Regions from separate parts of the Homo sapiens genome. Here regions 1, 2 and 4 are each linked to region 3. The links are chromatin contacts, found by Hi-C or POLR2A ChIA-PET in ENCODE. All regions are on one chromosome and are shown on one strand. Each heading gives the region's core, a stretch centred on a gene start or an enhancer-like site at or near the end of the contact. The rest is flanking DNA. Distances are from core to core; before and after follow the strand shown.

Region 1 (3,039 bases), core at 153-2,652, 590 kb before region 3:
TGCATCTTCTGGGCTCTTGTGCTCCCAAGGATGTAATTGAGTGTGCTATGTGGGGAGACAGTCTCATGATTTCCTCGGATGGAAACCAAGTGGAAATAAAAATAGTTGTGCCAGATTGTTGGTGTGCATCACAGCTCAGGAGTGGCCCTGGGATGCCTGGGCCTGGGCTGGAACCTGGCATCCATGTTGTATGCCCGATTTCCTCCACCTCCTCCGCTCAGGGTGCTGGTGTGTATGCCACCTCTCTGAGTGAGACAGGAAGATTGCGTTTAGCTCAAGCACCTTCTCATCAAGACTCTTTCGGAGGGTTCAGAGGGCTTGTTTCTGAAGCACTCAGCAGGCAGCCTGGCATAAAGCAGGTGCTCAGTGACCAGTGGGTATCAGTTGGTCCCTTGCTGCTTTGAGTTGGGCAACACTGAGGTTGGGACTACAGAGGTCATTGCCCCTTAAGAAGAACCTAGAGCAAGTTATCTCTGAGGCCCTCGGAAGCTTTGTTCAAGGGACATTAAGTCCCTTTGTTTGGGGCTGGGGAGTACTGAGACTACAGTTTGGGAAAATGTTGGTCTCTGAGATGTAGGCTGCCTGATGACTAGCTGTGCAAACAAAACCTCGGACTTCCCTCCGCATTTCTTTCCTTTGACCCTTCAGTGTCAGCAAGCTCAGGGTCAGAAACCCTGCACTCAACTCCTTTGCTAGGGATTTGTGGAGGCTGATAAAAGCCCGCAAGGTGGCCAGGGCTGCTGGGCAATGTTGGCATCCTGCTGATACAAAAACTCAGCTTGGATCTCCAGCACCTTCTCCTCAGATAAAGCTGGTAATTTCCTGGAGCAACCACACTTGGAGAGAACCAAGCTTGCAGGGAGCTCAGAGCAGCCTAGGCAGGTCACAGTGGACAGGAGGGATGTGGGACTGGCAGGAGGAAGTCAGGAAGGAGCCTTGATCACTGACTGCAAATAAAAGCTTCATGTGGTGCAATGAAATCACCCTATATGGCTTGAGAGGAAATTCTCTGCAAGGAGCTGCATGCAAATAGGTCATCAAGTAATGGCAAAAATATGCAGCCAAATGGAGGTGCCCCTGCAGTTTCCGTGTCTCCAAGGACTAGATAAACTCCAGGAAGGACTCAGGGCTTGATACCACAAAGGATGGGGAATAAGAGATGCTCCCTCTGCCCCCATGAGCCCCCTTAGCCAGCCTCCTGCCTCCTGCTTCCCATCTCTCCAAGGGGATCCACCCTGAGTCTGACCAGCATCCCCGTGTTCCCTGTGGCCGGGATCAGGCAGGGACACAGAGATTGCTTGAGACACTTTCTGGTGACTAATGCAGTATACTTGAACAGGAAACAGACTGGAAAGGACTTAGGGGGAGCTATAAATAGCCCATGTCCTAAAAAAATGAACTTGGGAAGAAATGGAATTAACAAACTGGGAGGAGAACAAGGAGATCACAGGCTCCAAACAAGACCAAGCTTTCTCTTGGGAAATGAGCTTTTCTCCCAGATGGAGCTCCATCTGCCCTTGCAGGATCAGCTCCCCCAAGTGTGCCCTGCTCCACCCTGGGGTTGACCAGCCAGCTCAGCCTGCCTGCCAATATGATGCCTGGAATTGTCTGTGGTTCTGGGGGCCAAGCCTTGTCAGGATCATCACGTAAGGGTGTGTATGTGCGGAAGGGTGGTGGCTGAGGCTCAGGATTCAAGGACTATGGACCATGGTGGGAAAGTAGAGAATTGGAGCAGTGACAGGTCAGGGACATCCCTTCTGATGTTCCTCAGTTCTCTTCTGTTCTCTGGGCTTCAGCAATCTGCTGTCTCTTGAACCCAGTGAGGGGAGGGGTGAGTCAGGCAGAAGAATGAGCTCAGGTAGGATGGCACGTCAGCAGCCTGGAGTCTGACACCGGCCAAGACACTCAGTGGCAGAGTAATGTAGAATAGAACACTCCATTTCACTAAGACTGGTTCCTTTTCTGTAAGATTGAGAGGTTAGACTAGTTCACTGGATTTGAAATATTTTTATTTTTTAAAGATGCATAACCTTTCTCCAAAGGAAATCACAAGGAAAGAAGAGTACTGCCCTGGTTAAGGTGGGGACTCAGGGTTTCTCACACTTACACTCAACCATTTCCCTTGTGGTAGCCCTGAGAAACTGCCACAGTGCACCAGGGCGTCGCCCAGCTCTGTTGAAAGCCACAGGACTGGAGCACTTGGCAAGTTTGGCTGGCCACCCAAACACAGCTCCTCACGGTTTCTTTCTGTCTTTCCTTTCTCCATAGAGGCTGGAAAGCTAAAACAGTGAAAGGTAATGCTGAGCAATGGAGGCCTAACTAATGATGTCAGTGAAAACAGAGGAGGAACTTGTAATTTACACTCCCCAGCTAACTTCTTCCTCCTCTTCTTCTTTTTTTTTTTTTTTAAAGACAGCATCCTCCTGTCACTTAGGCTGGAGTGCAGTGGCATGATCATGGCTCACTGCAGCCTCAAACTCCTAGGCTCAAGCAATCCTCCTGCCTCAGCCTCCCAAGTAGCTGGGATGACAGAGGCATGCCACTATACGCGGCTCCTAGCAAACTTCTTATATCCTTATTAGTTATTGTGATAGACTGATTGCAAAAACAGCCACAATCGTCTATCCCTTCCAGTCCACACCCTCTGCATCCTCAATCCACACCCTCTGCAATGTGACCGTGTAGCTCCTCCCATCAAGAGACAGAATCCATTTCCCCACCCTTTGAATATGGGCCGGCCTTGAAATTTGCTTTGAACAGTGTTTATTGAAAGTGACAATGTGCCAGCTCCACGCTTAGGTCTTAAGAAGCCTGTGTCTTCTACTGTCTCTCTCTTAAACCCCTGCTGCTGCCATGAGAACAAGCTGGGGCTAGCCTATGAGAAATGAAATATCACACAGAGCAGAGCCGAGTTGTCCCAGCAGAGGCCACCCCAGGCCAGCCATCCTCCAGCCAACCTGCCAGCGGACCCGAGATGCATGAGCAACTAGACTCATGAGAAATAATACATGTTGTTTTAAGGCATACGTTTTGGGGGTA
Region 2 (3,026 bases), core at 73-2,572, 700 kb before region 3:
ACTCATACCAAAAATTATTTTAGATTCTATAGGGTGTCTTGTATTTTATGTGCCAATCCGATCAATGTGAAGATTCAACAGGTGCATTTCTTGGAAGAGAGAAAGTGGGGTTGGCCTTGAGCAGGAGAAGGTTGAGAAGGAAGGGCTGGTGGCCACAGAAAGAGAGGTGGCCTCAAAGACATCCATGAAGATAAGCCAACAAGGACATCAGGGTGCCTGCTCCTGACCCCACTCCAGGGAGGAGGCTGGGAAGCACTGCCCTTCCTCCCCGTACCCACTCACGACCCCAGATTCTGGCCTGTGCTTCAGGGGCTTTGTGAGCATGTGCAGCTTTTCTTCTTCTTCTTCCTCTTCCTCTTCTTCTTCCTCTTCCTCTTCTTCTTCCTCTTCCTCTTCTTCTTCCTCTCCTTCCTCCACTTCTTCTTTTTCTTCCTCTTCTTCTTCTTCTTTCTTCTTTCTTCTTTTTTTTATCGTTTTGTTTGGTTTTGTTTTTAACTTTTTTTTGTAGAGATGGGGTCTCTCTATATGTTGCCCAAGCTGGCCTTGAATTCCTGGCTTCAAGTGATCCTCCCACCTTGGCCTCCCAAAGTGATGGGATTATAGGTGTGAGCAACCATGCTCAGGTGCAGCTTCTGTACTTGGAGAAAAGCCTCTGGATTGTGTATGATAACAGGGGTTGTCATGAAACAATCATAGCCATAATGGCCGATATTTATATTGCTTCCTAGATATTATTCCCAGAGCTGTCCTGCATCCTAAGCATTAACTCACATGATCTCCAAAACACTCCACTGAGAGAGGGCTGTTACTATTCCTTTCTATTTTACAGATGAGGAAATGGAGGCACAGAAAGGCTGAGTAACTTGCCAAAGTCACACAGCTAGTGAGTGCTGGAGCTGGGATGTGAAGCAGCAGCTGGCTCTCCTGCTAGGTCAGGCAGCAGATGGGGTCCGGGATCCAAAAAGATGGCCAGGCTGAGTATCCCACGGTAACAAGAGCAGCTACAGAGGTGGGGAACAGGTTCACCGACGCAAGGAAAGGCATGAATCACAACAGCGAGAACCTCAGACTCTCCCCAGCCTGACTTTTCCCATCCATTCAGGGGCCTTGGCCTTTGTTTCCCAACCCGCAGGGAGCTCCAACTGTCCTACCCTTGTGTCAGGAAATGGAGGCTGGGTGGGGAAGCCTTGGCAGGAGCAGCCCCCTGACAGCTGCTGCTGTATCTGCTCAGGGCCCACAGGCCTTTCAGCTGCTCCAAACTCCAGGCTGCAAACCCCGCGGGACCTACAGCGTCTGGATGCAGAGCAGGAGAGCCAGCCCAGGTCAGTGTGAAGTCCCCCATGTGACTCCGGGAGAAATGCTTCCGGTCACAGGCGGGTAGCCAAGTTCTCACCAGGTTCTCAGGAACTGAATCCGGATGTGGATCCCAGGAGATGAGTGCCAGAGAGAAAGGAAGCTGGCTTCACTCCTAACTCTACCCTCCTGAGAAGTCTCTATTCCTGCCCAGCTCCTGCTAAGGCCAGGAAGTTGGTGAGGAGGGACTCTGGTGGTTTGGGGCTCACTGTCCTGGGGTTTCCTCACAGGCAGAGAAGGGCCTTTGCTACCCTCACAGATGCTCCCACCAAGTCATACCTCATCCTATGCACAATGTGGCAGCAAGGAGGCCAGCGTCCAGCCACCAGCCTGCCTCCCTCTCCACCAGACTCCTTTCTGCAGCTCCAGTTATCTGCCTAAAACACAAACTTGATTATGCACGTCCCTGATCATAATTGTTCAGAAAGCTGCTCCAGCCGAGGGGCCCTGGAGAAGGCTGAGGGTTGCACAAATTCAGTCAACACATAATCGGAGGAGACAGCCTGCCTTCCAGGCCCTGGGAACAGTCAGCCCGCATCTGTGATTCTGACATCATAAAAGAATGTGACAAGGAGAGAGGGAGTGAACAAAAGGTGTGTCCCAGTGACCCGGGGAGAGGGAGGCCTGGAGCTCTGTGGCAGCTCTCTGCTCTGACTACACCAGGCACCCGGGAACCCATGACTTCCCTTCAACAATCTCAAGCTCCCTCGGCTCTAATTCTCACTCACCCAGCAACCTACAGAAAACCAAACTTGCCCCCCAGGACCCTGACACCACATAGGGAGCATCCCGGATGGGGGTCCCCACATGGAAAGAGATGTTCCTCAACCCTGCAAATTAATAGCCTGTGCTTTTGGTTTACACATTAGTGAGGTCAGAATTTAGTTAGCAAGATTGCTGAGCAGGTCCGGTCTCTGAATCTGCAGGGCTTACGGGTTCTGGACTCTCACAGACTGACCAAGGTCATGAGTTCCTGTAAGACTGTCACCCTGAGCACATTCTACCTCACAACTGACTGTCTCCACCTACTCCAGCAACCATGACCTGGAGTCCAAACTGCATGGTATACAGAGCTCTTATTGGTCAGCTCCCAACCTGTTTTCCAGCCTGATTTTTCTGACCTCCCTAGGACCCAGATTTTTGGCCCATGCTTTTAGAATGCCCTTACCTCCCTTATCTGTCAATCAATCTTTAGGGAGCAGCACAGATGTCTCCTCCTCAAGGAAGCCTTCCCAGACTCTCCCACTGGGCAACTAGCGCCTCTCTCCTGGGTGCTCCCCAGTCCTGAGTACCCACCCCAGTTGGGTACTCAGGGCTGGAGTGATGAAGAGAGGAATAGTTCAGGGTTCAAGGACCAACAGGTGGTTATAAGACATGCCAAGACTCATACTGGGAAAGGCAAGATTCAGATGGGAGGGCTGTAAGTGCCCACAGTTGGCTTTTCTCTCTGAGGGGTGGTCCTGTCCAGGCGACCCATGGCTGGTTGGTCACTGGTGTTTCCAGGCAACCCAAGGAGGGAAATGCCTCAGTCCCTAAAGCCCCCAAGACCTGCACTGAAATCACTGGCCTCTTCTCCACCCAGAGCACTCACAGCTTCTTCGACCAAGGGACTGCTTCCAGAAACAGAAAATAGCAGGGGGCTGGAAGGCAGCATGCCCAGCCCTCAATCATAC
Region 3 (2,731 bases), core at 228-2,727:
AGGCAGGAGGACAGCTTGAGCCCGGGCGTCTGAGACCAGCCTGGGCAGCATGGTGAAACTGCATCTCTACAAAAAAATTTTAGAAATTAGCTAGGCGTGGTGGTGCGTGCCTGTAGTTCCAGCTATTCGGGAGGCTGAAAAGGGAGGATGGCTTGATTCCAGGGAGTCGAGGCTGCAGCGAGCCCAGATCGCACCATTGCATTCTAGCCTAGGTGACAGAGCAAGATCCTGTCTCCAAAAATAAAATAAAAAAAAAATTAAAAAAAAGGAAAACAATGTATTAGTAAAAGTTATGTTTTGTAGAAATGTGTTGCACTCAGTCACAGTCTAGTCTCCTCAGTTACCCATATATAGGGATATAGGGATTCCTCGGGCACAAAATATGTTGTTATTTAATCCTGAGGCCTCAGCTGGAAAAGAGAGCCAAGTGCCTAGAACGAATGAGGTCCACTGTGCGGGAACTGCTTTGCAGTTTGTTAAATAATTATAACAATCACCCGAAACTTTAGACGGTTCTGTCCCCAGTGGGTCGATTTTACCCGTTTTCTGATTTACCGACTGCGTCTATGTCACTTTTGCGTCACTACCTCCAATGGCAGGGTTAAAATGATTCCTTTAATAATGAAATGAAGTTTCTCAATAATGAAAGGGCTAACTTAAAGTCGCCGGATGCAGCATTTCAAAGTTTAGGAAGTTACTTTTGAAAAGTACAACCGGCAGAGATGAGTGAACTTAGTTTTTTAACTGACTTGGAGAAGACCTTGCTAGCAGGGCAGGTTTATTACGAACTCTGTAATTATCCTTCTTTGCTAAGCTAAAGGTTTTCCTTTCCCAACCGTAAGACAGATTTCGACTTGAGTGAGAGCTGTGAACTTTTATAAAAGTGAAAGGGAAGAGAAGAAATGGCAGGCTGGGAATCTGGCCCGGAGACGGCGTCCACCGCGCTCGAGAGCAACAATCTGCATCACCAGAAAGGCAACTTCTCTACCCTACACTTGCAGACTTCCGCGAGTCCGGGAGCACTCAACGCAGTCACCCGCGCTTCCGCGTCCCGGACTAGGGAAACTGAGGCACGGTAGGCGCGTCGCGCGCAACTCCCGCCTCGGCGCCTGCCCCCTGGAAGAAACCCAGGCTTCCAGAGTTCTTCGCGCGAGCGCAGGGACTTCCAAGCCGCGCAGCTCCCGTCCGCCCCGCCCCGCCCCGCCCCGGCTCGGGACAAAGCCCGGAGCCCGCGCCGGGAGACGGAGGGCGGCTCCCGCGCGAGCCACGCTCCCCCGTGGGCGCGAGACTCCGCCCAGCTGCCGAAAGCCCGCGCCCCAACGGCGAAGCAGCCGCGCCGGTCCGCCCCGATTCCCCATGACGTCACCGGCGGCGGCAGGCCCCGCCTCCAGCCCCGGGCGGCAGGCCGCATGACGTCACCGAGGCCCCACCCCTCCGGAGCGAGTTCGGTCCTGGCGTTCATTTCATTCCTGTCCTCATTCCGAACATTCTTAGCATCGCTCGCGCCGCGCCGCGCCGCCTGAGCCGAGCCGAGCCTCTGCTGCCGCCGCCGCGGCCCCGCCGCCCGCCGCGGGCGCCCACCAAGCACTTTGCAGACTCGCTTCCACCCTGCGGGCCATTCCGCGCGGCGGGGCCCGGGCCCGGGGCGGCCGCGTCCAGGCACAGGCCATGCAGTGACGCCCCCCCACCCCTCCACCTTTGCCCGGAGCGCGGGCAGCAGCCCAGCGCGCCAGCCGGCCCCGGGGCAGGAGCGGTGCTAGGCAGGGGTGGGGTGGCCGGGCCCAGGGACCGGGAGCCGGGGAGGGAGCCGGGCACCGAGCAGAGGGCGGGGGAAGCGGCGCCGAAGTTTGCCTCGGACTCGCCGGGCGCTGCGGTGGCTCCCTGGGCCGAGGTAAGTTGGCGCGCGGGGCGGATGCTGGGGTGCGGGGGGCGCACGGGGCAGCGGGGGGCCGGCGGCGCGTCCCTCGCGGGCCGCTCTTTCTTTGCGGGCTCTGCTTTGTGTGCGACGGCGGGCGGGCACGCGGAGGGCCGCGGCCGGGCCCCCACACCCGCCTCCCCGCGCCCCCTCCGAGGTGAGCGGCCGGGCGCCGCCGCGCGACTTGCCAGGACGCCAAGTTGGGCCGCGCGCTGGGAGCCCGCGCGGCAACAGGCGGCCCCCGGCCGGCCGCGCCGCGCCCCCCGCGCGCCCCCTCTCCCGCCGCCTGCACGCGCACACACGCACACACCCTCGGGCGCCTTGGACGGGGTGCGCTGGGGAGCCAGAAGTTCGGAGCGAGCGCGGGCGGGCAGAGCCGCCGCCTCGGAGCCCGGAGCCGGCCTGCACCCCCCTGCTTTCGCCGCCGCCCCCCGGCGCCGGGTACCCCCGAGGCCGGCCCGGGTCTGCGCAGACTTGTGCCGCTGGCGGGGGGTTCGCTCCTTCTTCTCAAAGATGAAAAAGGGCACGGTCGTCTTTGCCGCTTCTCCAGGACTGTTGCTGCCGCTGCCGCCGCCGCTTCATTGCACATTCAAGTGGAAAATTTTCAGGAGTCAGCAGAAACATTGTGTCCAAAAAAGACTGAGTCGCAGTTACCACCAAACCCAGGAGGAGACTCTCCCTGGAAAACTTCCCTTCCCTTTCGGTAGGAAATACTGGGGGATTTGTTTGTTGATTGGAAGAGAAATGATCCCCGGGGGGGAGAAAATCTGGGTACACTTCTAGTCTTTGTTCGTAACAGCAACACTTGTTTTCAAA
Region 4 (2,734 bases), core at 46-2,545, 560 kb before region 3:
CACTCCCCAGGCTGGCATCACAGGCAGATTTCCATCAGAGTGGAGTGCTGGCCCTCTGAGAGTACAAGCTGACTGGGCCTTGCAAACTGGGTAGGAACAGCTTTTGCTGGAAAGTTCATCTACAGGAAGTTGATTGAATTCTGAAGAGAGAGCTAAGAGAGCTGCCAGGTAGGACAATACCTGGTAAACACCAAAGGGCTGAGAGTAGGATCACATGGCAAGAAGTAGAGTAGAGAAAAAATAATAATAATCTGCAGGTTTGGGGAGGCAAACTGTTCTGTTTGCACTTGTCTGGCAAGGGAACATGGTGTCTCCTGGAGGTGGTCTTGTGCTGGGGAAATTCCAGCAGCCTGGAGCCACAATACTGTTTCTCACTGCTCAAGCCTGCCTGTTTTCCTCTGCCTAGGTAGCTCAGTTCCAAGAACACTTATTGATGCTTACACCGGGCCAAGCCCTGTGATGGGCCCTGGGTTCCAGAGGTGAGTCAGACATGGTTCCTGCCCATGGAGATCCCCATTTCATGATAACTGCTACAAGAGCCGTTTAAACACAAGGTGTTTTACAGTAGTTATAGTCTACAGAGTGCTTCTGATTGCTCACTAGGCCCCACTCCATTCACACTGTGTTGTCTGTGAATGTTGCTCTCTGGAGCTGTGGGGGGTAAGGGTAACCCGGGAAGGTGGGCAGAGCAGAGATTAAGATAGGGATATGACAGCCAAAGGTAGAGGGTGTTTAGGTGATCTGACCAAGGTAACACAGGTAGTCTGCACCACCGCCCCCTTCCCACTAGCTTTAGCCAAGCAAGGCCAGGTGAGGGGAAGATCCTATTAGCTAGCAAGGAGGTTTGCGGAAGCTCAGGGTGGTCAAGGAGCCGAGCAAAGAGGGAGGTCCACAGGACGTACACAGTCGGTACTAGAAGTGCCATGCTGCTCCCCCATGTCCAAAAGGGGATGCCGTGTCTTGCTTTCCAGCCGCCTAGACCAAGAAGCGTGAGGCCCAGGCCCTCGCCGCTCCCTTGATACCCGCTTACCAACACCGGGGGTTTCATCTCGCAGCGCCACCACGCCCCACTCCCAGCAGCCCTCCCCTGGTCTCCGCCCTGTGCGGGTCAGGGTGGGAGCGCCCGGCCACTCCCTGCGTTCTGGGCCGGGCTACAGCCCACGTGCGCCGGCGGCAGCGGCGGTGACAGCCGGCCCCACGGGGGCGGGGCGGGCTCCGTGCTGTCCTGTCATTGGCCGCGCCGCTGTCGGGGGCGTTCCCCAGCCCGGTCCACCGCGCGGCGCAGAACCGCAGGCGCTCGGCTGGCTAAGCCTGCGCCGGGCCGCCTCGCTCGCTCCCAGCTCTGTCAGTGGCCCGCGGGGCCCGATCGCTGCGCCCGCGGCCAGGGCCGAGGCAGGCCTGACCCGGGGCCGGGCAGCCCGCGCGACTTTCGGTAAGGCGGGGGCGGCGCTGGCCTCAGGGTGGGGAGGGCGGGCGGGCGCGGGTGGGGACCGTGCCAGCCTCGGCTGGACTCTGCGCCGTGTCCAACGCCCGGGAGGGTCAGGTGCGGCCGCAGCATCCCCCGCCTCAAACCCACCCGGCGGGGCGCACAGTGAGCAGGTGGCGCTGCGACGAAGCCCGGGGCGGCCCTGGCCGGCCTCTGAACCAATTAGAACGCAATAAAAGCCTCCCACCGGCACGCCGAACTACCTCTTACTCCGCTCCGCAACACCCAAACCCTGCAGTTCCAAGCCTAGAAAATCGCAAGCGCCAAAACGGGGTGGGAGTGACGCGCCTGCAGTGCTGCCTGTCACCTGGCAGAAGACCATCCCCAAACTTCCCAGGATTGGGGCTCCGAGCCTTGCACGCCCCGTTCCAGCTCTTCACTGGGCGCCCTTTTCCCCCTCCCCTGTCCCCTCCCTCTTTAGTAACAGGAAGTTAAGTTGGGCCAAATGTCAGTGGCCTGGCTGGCCGCGGGCTGGAGCCCAGTCGGGATGGGGTCGTGGCAGTGGTCCGAGGGGCCGCGGCACTGTCCGCTCTGCATCGCGTCTCCCGCATCCCCAGTAGCCCGCTCTCGCTCCAGGCCCAGGAGCACCCCCGCAGGGTGTCCGCGGCACCCACCCTGTAGGTGCCTGGCTGGCCCCGGGGAGAGGTGGGATCTTGCCCACAGCGTCTAAGCCGCTGCCGGGCCAGACGGGGCAGGTGGGGTAAATTGTATTCACCGCCAGCCTCACTGGCAGAGCTGGGAACGGCCTTTACTGGATGGGGATGAGGGGATGTGGAAACCAGAGTAGTGTGCCTCCTTCCACATTGTTTATTCTGAGGCCTGGGTTCTTAAAGCGGAAAGAGCTTTTATTTGGAAGCCTGTAGGGCCCCGCCAGGCCTACAGCAGTGTGCCGGCTCTCTTGCTGTGATTGTCGCCTGTTAACTACAGTCTACAATGATTTTGGTGAAGGATGAAGTCACCAGCCAGGCCCCTTGTGGGCTGGTCCCACGGGAGAAAAGCCAGAGGCGAATTGGCCCTCCAGTGTTTGTGCCAGGTTCCCTGACACCTGCACTTACTCTGTCCTGCTCCCCCTCCCCAGTGGCAGTCGACCCAACAAGTGGGCCTCCGGTCTCCAGGGTAGTCCTGTGCAATGCCCTGGAGACTCTAATACCGTAAGAACTCACTTTCTTCATGCAGAGAGAAGACGGACTTATTAAGTGCCTACTGGGCAACAGGTCCTGTCTTGTGGCACTTTTGCAGCCAATTTCA

Evidence for each region. A loop is a pair of places that touch in the nucleus more often than their neighbours do. ChIA-PET counts read pairs that join two places held with the same protein, here RNA polymerase II (POLR2A). Pooled maps may share reads with other maps.
Region 1: a pooled map shows a loop between it and region 3 (2.2-fold over the local background). The contact joins the promoter of LINC02989 here to the promoter of TEAD1 in region 3. A Hi-C loop is called at or near these places in 1 of 168 maps with a recorded cell type or tissue (gastrocnemius medialis) and 2 of 50 pooled maps.
Region 2: a pooled map shows a loop between it and region 3 (2.7-fold over the local background). The contact joins the enhancer-like site here to the promoter of TEAD1 in region 3. A Hi-C loop is called at or near these places in 4 of 50 pooled maps. POLR2A ChIA-PET finds 5 or more read pairs at or near these places in 2 of 52 experiments (H1 and activated T-cell).
Region 4: a map of dorsolateral prefrontal cortex shows a loop between it and region 3 (3-fold over the local background). The contact joins the promoter of MICAL2 here to the promoter of TEAD1 in region 3. A Hi-C loop is called at or near these places in 2 of 168 maps with a recorded cell type or tissue (dorsolateral prefrontal cortex and naive thymus-derived CD4-positive, alpha-beta T cell) and 7 of 50 pooled maps.

What each region holds. Positions count from the first base shown.
Region 1 is chr11:12,085,469-12,088,507 of GRCh38, forward strand. LINC02989 (long intergenic non-protein coding RNA 2989) reads left to right here and starts at 1,403. Exons shown (of 2, transcript NR_186297.1): 1 at 1,403-1,652.
Region 2 is chr11:11,978,054-11,981,079 of GRCh38, forward strand. All of the region lies in intron 3 of DKK3 (dickkopf Wnt signaling pathway inhibitor 3), which reads right to left. Among named protein-coding and RNA genes, the nearest start is that of DKK3, 29 kb to the right of the region's middle. Within about 2 kb of position 1,323, at least 23 of the 41 ENCODE cell types and tissues checked have a DNase peak (open chromatin) inside an H3K27ac peak, as active enhancers do.
Region 3 is chr11:12,672,944-12,675,674 of GRCh38, forward strand. It overlaps TEAD1 (TEA domain transcription factor 1), which reads left to right and starts at 1,478. Exons shown (of 13, transcript NM_021961.6): 1 at 1,478-1,891; 2 at 2,466-2,618. RefSeq lists a silencer at 1,170-1,469 and an enhancer at 2,305-2,731.
Region 4 is chr11:12,109,295-12,112,028 of GRCh38, forward strand. It overlaps MICAL2 (microtubule associated monooxygenase, calponin and LIM domain containing 2), which reads left to right and starts at 1,296. Exons shown (of 28, transcript NM_001282663.2): 1 at 1,296-1,432. RefSeq lists a silencer at 990-1,659 and an enhancer at 1,202-1,905.